Regions from separate parts of the Homo sapiens genome. Here region 2 is linked to region 1. Evidence: chromatin contacts called from ENCODE Hi-C or POLR2A ChIA-PET data. All regions are on one chromosome and are shown on one strand. The core of a region is the stretch at or near the end of the contact, and the rest is flanking DNA. Distances in the headings are between cores, read along the strand shown. Region 1 overlaps AGBL4 (AGBL carboxypeptidase 4). Region 2 holds the start of BEND5 (BEN domain containing 5).

The links. Hi-C counts contacts between places; a loop is a spot of excess contacts on that map. ChIA-PET counts read pairs that join two places held with the same protein, here RNA polymerase II (POLR2A). Pooled maps may share reads with other maps.
Region 2: a loop to region 1 is called in a map of aorta, with 4 times the contacts of the local background. The contact joins the promoter of BEND5 here to the enhancer-like site in region 1. A Hi-C loop is called at or near these places in 2 of 168 maps with a recorded cell type or tissue (aorta and chondrocyte) and 2 of 50 pooled maps. POLR2A ChIA-PET finds 5 or more read pairs at or near these places in 1 of 52 experiments (WTC11).

Annotation. Positions count from the first base shown.
Region 1 is chr1:48,678,420-48,682,358 of GRCh38, reverse strand. The region is part of intron 6 of AGBL4 (AGBL carboxypeptidase 4); the gene reads left to right. Among named protein-coding and RNA genes, the nearest start is that of BEND5, 97 kb to the left of the region's middle. Within about 2 kb of position 1,829, at least 4 of the 41 ENCODE cell types and tissues checked have a DNase peak (open chromatin) inside an H3K27ac peak, as active enhancers do.
Region 2 is chr1:48,775,018-48,778,956 of GRCh38, reverse strand. BEND5 (BEN domain containing 5) reads left to right here and starts at 2,066. Exons shown (of 6, transcript NM_024603.4): 1 at 2,066-2,351. The coding sequence starts at 2,126. The region is part of intron 6 of AGBL4 (AGBL carboxypeptidase 4); the gene reads left to right.

The DNA of each region.
Region 1 (3,939 bases), core at 580-3,079:
AAAACTGAGGGAGTCTTTTCCCAAAATCCAAGCCAGAGAGCCAGGGAAAAGAGTCCAGCATGAAAGCCTAAGTCCCTGGCCCTCTGTATGACTTTGGTCTGCATAACAAATACACACACTGCATGGCTTCAACAACAGGAATTTCTTTTCTCACAGTTCTGAAGACCAGAAATCTGAGATGAAGGTATTGGCAGGGCTGTTTCTTCTGGGCCTCAGCCCTTGGCTTGTAATGGCCATCTTTCCCCTGTCCTCACATGGCCACTCCTCTGTGCTCACACAAGTCTGTGTCCTAATCTCCTTTTCTTACAAGGACACCAGTCATACTGGATTAGGACCCAGCCTCATGACCTCATTTTAACTTAATTATGACCTCATTTTACCTTGCTACCTCTTTAAAAGCCCTGTCTCCTCATACAGCCACATTCTGAGATAATGGAGGTTAGGACTTCCACATATGAATTTGGAGAGGACACAGTTCAGCCTATCACACACTGTCTCTGGCCTGTTGTCTCCTCACTCAGGTCTCTTGACTGCCAGGCCCTCCCCCACTCCCCAGTTAATCCTATCTCTTGGCAGACTTGAGCCAAGAGTGAGGTAACGCATCCCTCAAGGCCTTACTCTGAGCTGAGAGCCCCTGTCCCTGGACCGGGTCTACTGTTTTGGGATTGTTAAGAGACCTGGCAGGAGCCAGGAGTGGGGAGAAGAAACCTAGAAGATTAGTCATCAGCCTGGGCTGATTCCATCAAGGACTTGGGAGGTTAACTCGACCCTGGCTTTTCCTGGCAGAGCTTCCCAAAGAAACCGTCATGATATCCTGCTGCCACTGAGGGCTCTGGAGTCCTGTGGTACTGGTTCCACAGAAAGGGCACAGCTCCCAACCCCCTCACCCCAGTAATCCTCCCTGATGGGCAGGAGCATTTGAGGCTGATGCTCAGTATCTCTGGGCCAAAAATTTGAAAGCAGAAAGAGAAATTTAAGGCATCTTTGGGGGCCTGATGTGGAAGACAGTGGCCTCTTCACACCTACAAGGGCAGGATTCACATGCACTGCACATCTCCTAAGTGCCAGGTGCTGTCTGCACCCCGACTTACTCATTTTATTTCTTCCTCAAATACAATATATCCTTGAGAGGCAGCGGTCCCTATCCCTATTTTACAGATATAGAAATGAAAGTTTGGAGAAGGGAAAATTTGCCCAAGGCCAGATAGTATACCAGAGGATCCAATAAGGAAAGTATTGGTGTTCTAGCCAGTAATTTCCACAGGTTTATCAACACAGGAAGCATCCAGGGCACTAGTTTTAAAAGTGTAGATTCCCATGCCCTGTGTCAGAGATTCTAATTCAGTGGGTCTGGAGTGGGGCCCAGCAACCTGTACCTGTAATTTTAATGAGTACACCAGGTGACTCTCACTCATGCAAGTTTGGGGATTAACGGGTTGAAGAGCATTGCCCCATTCTCTATTACCTGCAAGCAGGAGCAGTGGCCAACTCCTGGAAACAGCTCTGCCCCAGGTTGCACTCTCGCCCTTTGTTCAAGGTCAGTTTCCTTTCCTAGCTGGTAACTTAATTTGATTGCCCCTTTATTGCCTGAATGAGATCCTTGTCACTCACCACAGTCTCCGAACATATATTGATATTTCAGAGCCTTGGGTGCCAAATCCCCAGAGCCGCCTTGCCAAAACTCTGAGTTAAATATCAGCACTTAGTCACGGAGGGAATTCTTCTTCGGCCTTGCCACAAGGTGGCCGTCACCTTTTCAGCATGTGCCACTGAAATTCGTTGTGGTTTTTCTAACTTCCTGGGGCTAAGCTGCTATCCTCTGGGACAGGGTCGGGGAGTGATTGTGTTGAGAGCTGTTTTGTTGTGTGTTCTTTTGTACAAGGTCAGCTTCTAGCAATCATTTTTTTTCTGATCGCCTGGGATTGCTCTCATCTATGAACCTGTACCACAAGAAGCACAATACATCCCAGGAAAGGAAAACAAATAAGCAAACAAAAAGCTCTATCTTGAGCTCTACTCAGTTTGCAAGGTAACGGACACGATCTTACTGATCCCCTTGCAGCCTTCAGAATTGTGCTGCACATTAATTAGAAATCCAGAGCCCTGGAACAAGGGAAACGACTTTGTGCTTCAATTTAATTTGTTCTCATTTTTTGACAGGGTTAAAGTTCATCTTCCCAGTCTGAATCTGAAAGCAAATTATAGCTGCGTCATTTTTATATTGATGTGCCCAGACTAAAGACCTTTGGAAAACATTTCTTCTGGGAATTGATCTGGCTGACAGTGTTTTCTCTCAATTCCATTTAGCAAACACTGACTGCAGCCTTACAATGTGCCAAGAAGTGTGGTGGTTGCCAGGAGTGAACATAAAGGGAGAGGATGCAGTCTCTCCCCAGGGGAGGTGGCCATGGCACAGGAGAGGTATAGCACACAGAGGACAGCAGTTACTAAGCACCGTGAGCTGGGACACACGGCGGCCTCTGGCCGCAGAGATCAGGGTGGGCTTATTGGAAAAGCGACTAACAAATTGGGCTTTAGAAGGTGATAAAAGCAACATAGTAGCTACCATTGCTGACTGCATGACCTGTGCCAGTGCCGTGCTAATGTAGATGTGCCACTTAATGTCACAACCACCTCTGGAATAAGGAGCAGAAGAACTCAGTGCTTGGAGATCAAATCCTGGCTTATCCACTGGCTAGCCATGTGACCTGGAGCAAGTGAGTCTGATTATCAGTCTCTTGCTCTGTGAAATGAGGGTGACAAGAATGACCCCACAGGGTGGTTGTGAGAATTAAAAGAAATCACCCACACTGATGAGTGCAGAGGTGGGCTGGGAGGGAGAGGTGGAGAGGATAGATAAGGCAGGTTCCCACGGCTGTGGTCACCCATTGAGATCACCCCCACTGTGGCCCTGGTTGTACTGAGCAGGCTTCATCGTCCTAGGCCTGTCAGGCAGCCTTCTCTCTGACACCCCAGTAACAGCTCAAATAATATTAGCCATGATTATTGCTGCACAGCCAGTGGTGTCAGAGCTGGAATTTGAACCCAGGCCTGTCTGACTCAGAGACCCTTGATCTTAACCTCAATCTATTGCCAAGACAACTCAAAGTAGTTGCAAAAGCCAGTGTCTATGCACAGGCCTTCTGATTCTCTTACATTCTTTCCACAATCTGTACAAATGTTACCCTAAAATCAGAAGCCCTCCTCTAAGAACCCTGTGCCCACCCTTCAGGCTGAGCCAGGGGGTTCCCTCTGGGCTCCCCAGTACCCCGTGCTTCCCTCAATCAACTCAGTGAGCACTCAGAATTCCACTGTCAACTTGCATATCCATCTCCCACACTAGACCATGTGGTCCTAAGAGCAGGGGTTGAGAGCAGAGTTTGAACCAAAGTTGGGAAATCACCCCATGTTCAAATTTTCTCAAACAGAAAGTTTCCCTTTAACAGTAGCAGGTAGGAAATGTGTGTTAATAAACCATGGTGCTGGCAGCTTTAAAATATTAATGATTTCTAGAATTGAAAATGCAAATTGCTGTCTGGAACTCCTCCACTTGGCATTAAAGAGAAGGGCTTTGAAAGGACACCATGGGGAACTCAGGAACTGGAGAATGGCCTTGCTAGAAGATGGGAAGACAAATAGACATTTACCACCTTTGTTATTGCCACATTTGCACCATTAAAACGCAAGAGCTAGTCACTGGGTGCTATTTGAAGGCATGGCTTTAAAGTGAGCAGGCTGGGCTTCTCCATCCACTTCAACATTCACATATGGGGTACCTACTATGTGCCAAAAGAGGGCATGTGTGGAGGGAGACAGCTAAGATCCCAATCTGGCCCGGGTCAGCTCAGTCCACTGTGGGCTGTGGTCAGGGCTCTGACCTTGAGCAAAGAGAGGGCATGGGTTCCGGGGAAATTCTCAAGATGTGTGTGAGTGGAAGGG
Region 2 (3,939 bases), core at 817-3,316, 96 kb before region 1:
GATAAGACCAACAGCTGCATCAGGACAAGTGGTGGTCATTTTTGGCTGTACCACATAACCAGTGGGTTGGTTTAAAAAAATTTGTACTGACCTACACATTTGGATATGAGAGCTATATGTTGATGGGATTCACTTATATAACGCACTGTCTATTTCACAGTGAAATAAATATCTGCCTCATTGTCAGTGCAGCTGATGTGAAATATGAGCACAGTGCTTTGATTTTATAATGTTTGATGTTTTCTGATGATAAAGTAATAAAACATTGTGGAAAATAGTTACATACACACACACACACACAATGAATACAAGGAAAAACAAAATCATCTACCACTACTAAGAAGCTAAAAAAATCACTATTAACATTTTGGTGCACTTATTCTGTTTTTTTCTTACAGCTAAAGTTTATTAAGATGAATTTTTAAAAATATAACATTTAATTGAGTCCAACACCTCCATTAAGCATTCCTCTATGACAATACTTTTCTCATTATACTGTCATTACTTGCTTATACTTCTTTAATACTCCTAGACTAGATTGTAAAGGTTGTGAGGATGGGAAAGGTATGTTATTCATACAGTTACCTAATTTTGGCACAGGAACCCAAAACTGAGATTCAAGTTCTGGTACACTGACTTTGCAAGGCCCAAGAATCCAGGTGTTTATCTTTTCATTTCTATCACCAGCACCTGGCCCAGAATCTGGCAGGTGGTGTAAACTCAGTGAATATTGGTTGCTTGAATAAAGGAATGAATGAACAGATGGATGGATGGTTGGATGGATGGATGGATGGATGGATGGATGGATGGATGGATGGATGTGGGTTTTTATTTATTCTTCTTTACCCAAAATTCATTAACTCCCTGTCAAGTGCCAGGTCTGGCTAGGCAACAGAAATATAACTAGCCATATTTGATACGAGGCATCCCTGTGAAGGTACTGACCTCCTCTGATGTGGGATAGGGTTCCTATGAGTACAGAGCCCAATCAGCCCCCTTTGGCTGGTCCTCACGGCTTGTCTTGGAGGGGACCCAAGCCCCTCCAGGCTCTCTTTGGCAAGAGACAGAGCAAAGACCGCTATTCCATGGAGTACTATTCCTGTACTCTTCAAAGTGCTCCAGAAATCCCTAGCCTTGGGCCTGTGTTACCCAGAGCGCTCCTCAACTCCCTCCGCGATTCCAAGTTGTCCCTGCTCAGTGGTGGGCGTGCTGTGGAGAGGGTATCTCAATGGAGAAAGACTATAGAGGAGAGGGGCGCCACTGCTCCCTCAGATGAGAGCAGCCCTTGACAAACCTTCCACCTCCCCAGCCAGCTGGCACAACTGGAAATCTCAGATAAGCCCCAGTTCTGGTCAGAACTGGTTTGGCAGCTCTAGGGGAAATTTTCTGTCTGACTGACCCTTTCCACAGAGGGAGCTGGCAGTTTTGCAGAACAAAACAAACAAACAAACAAACAAAAAGAAAGAAAGCAAAGAAAAGGCGGGGCCAAACTAAGGGCTGGGAAAGGCGCGGGGAGGGTGCGGGGCTGGGGGCGCGGGTAGGGTGGCTACATTTAAAACACTCCAAACTTCTGCTGGCTTCCAAGTTTACACTTTGAGATTCAATCAAGATTGCCCCCACCCCTATCCCGCATTCACTCACTCATACACTTCTCTACTTGGCAATGCAGTTTTGTTGCAATGCAATTTGGCAGCGCGATTGTTGAAGCAATATAATCCTGCACGCAGCGCACCTTTTAATCAATGCATTTTTTTCCTGCAATGCTCTTGTTATTATTTTTATTGCAACTGAATCTCTGAACCCTTTTCCCTCCCCATTCGAATCGCGCTCCGGCTGTGATTGCTCGGGTCTGACTTTGCAAGTGGCAGTGCGCTTCCAAACCCCCCTCATCCGCCCCTCGTCCCCCTTTCCCCCCCTCCCTCCCTTTTCCGCGCCCAGGCGAAAGCAGCCGATTGGCAGAACGGTGCTTTCAGGAACAATAACAGTGGGGGGAGCCTGGGTCCTGGGGAGCCGCCCCCGCCCCCCCCAGCACCGTAGCGAGACTCGCGCCCCCCGCCGGATCCCCACCTCCGCGCCCGCCCCGCGGGCTGAGCTGCCCGACCGGGGCCCGCCCCCGGCGCCCACCATGTACGCCTTTGTGCGGTTCCTGGAGGACAACGTCTGCTACGCGCTGCCCGTGTCGTGCGTGCGCGACTTCAGCCCCCGCTCGCGGCTGGATTTTGACAACCAGAAGGTGTACGCCGTGTACCGGGGCCCGGAGGAATTGGGCGCCGGGCCCGAGAGCCCCCCGCGCGCCCCCCGCGACTGGGGCGCGCTGTTGCTCCACAAGGCCCAGATCCTGGCGCTGGCAGGTGAGCAAGCGGGCGGGGAGGGACGGTGGGACCCGGGCGGGGGCTGGGACCCCGGGAGGGGCCGGGGGCCCGGGCGGAGGGGACCGGGGGGAGCCACTGCTTGCTCCTTCCTGCCTCCTTCTCCCGTCCTCTGGGCATTTCATTTGGGAACGGGGTGTCTCTAAGAGGCCAGGCCAGTTAAAAAGACCGGATGGTCCCCTTTGTCTTCCCCGCTTCCCCGAAGCTCCCGCGCTGTCAGTCCGTCTTCATCTCTTCATCTGTGTCTGTCCTCCTCTTTCTGATTCTTTGTGTTTTCTTCGTTCCTTCACTTTCCATTTTTCTCCCTACCTGTTTGTACCGTCATTTCTCTCTCACCTTCTCTTTACCTCTCTCCCAGTTCCTTCCCTCTGTTCTTTTCTGTCAAGAATTAAGTTTCTCAAGCTGTCTGTCTCTCTCCCTTTAAAGGCTGTTGGTACCTCCTTGGAGTGAGGAGCAAGAAGGATATTGTCAGATCTTCTAGGTGGGAGTCCCTCCTCACAGAGGGAAGCTATGACATCCTTGTCCCATCCGGGCCAACATTGGACAGGATGAGGAGGCCATGAACCTCAGTGCACTGGGCTCCACACCACACTCTCCTGCCCCTCCCTGGCCAGGTGGCAGAGGTAAGGAGGTAGAGGCCCTAAGGCATCCCTCAGCCTCCACACCCCTTTCTGAATCTCCCAGAAGGCTCCCTGAATGAGAGAGTTGAGGGCCAGGAGAGAGTTTCTGGGTCAGAATAACACTGGACCTCTCATCCCTGCCCTGCCAGGGCCCTGAGAGATGGGCTAAGGCAGCTAGTCTCATCTCCATTTCGTAGATGAGGGTACTGAGGTTCAGTTGGTGATAGGGAAAGAAACCAGCCCTTTATCCTCCTATGCTCCAGTTCTTCCTGCCATGCTGAGACACCTTTTCCTTTGTAAAGAGAAGACAGCTGGCCCTCTTTCCCAGCTAGTTCCAGAAAGTTTGAGTCTAGACAAGCAAGGAAGGGGGAAGTATCATCTCCGTTTTGGGGAGCAGCCTTTTTAGCTCCTGCTGGTAAGGAGAATGAACCTTAAAGTGGGCAAATAGTGTTCCTGCCTTCTACCAGAAAGAACACGAAGGGTTAGTGACTGAATGAAGATGTTTTGTAATTTTGAGACCTTCTCTATTTTTTTCAAGTTCCTTTGCTTCCTCACATTTAGCCTAAAAGATGAACCCAACATTCTCTCAACCCATAGAGACTTGCCCAGGGTCTCATGGCAAGTTAGCTCAGTCTCACAACTCATGTTGCCTCTGAAAAATCGGTTTGCAGAAGTTGAAGAGTGGAAGAACTGGAAACTGACCAGCAGCACTTGGACCCTTTTTGACAGGCTCTATCCATACCACCTCCCTGATAAGCCCTGGCACACCGAAGTGTAGGCCCACCCACTGCCAGACACCTAGGGCCAAAGAAACTGAGGGAGGGGAAGCAGATTTTAGAAAAGGGAACCATTCATAGCTGATTAGGTTTTATTTTGTTTGCTTACTTGCCTTTAATTACCTGAGGGAAAGGATTAGGAATTTATTTCCCAAGACGATAGGCTTGAGGAAG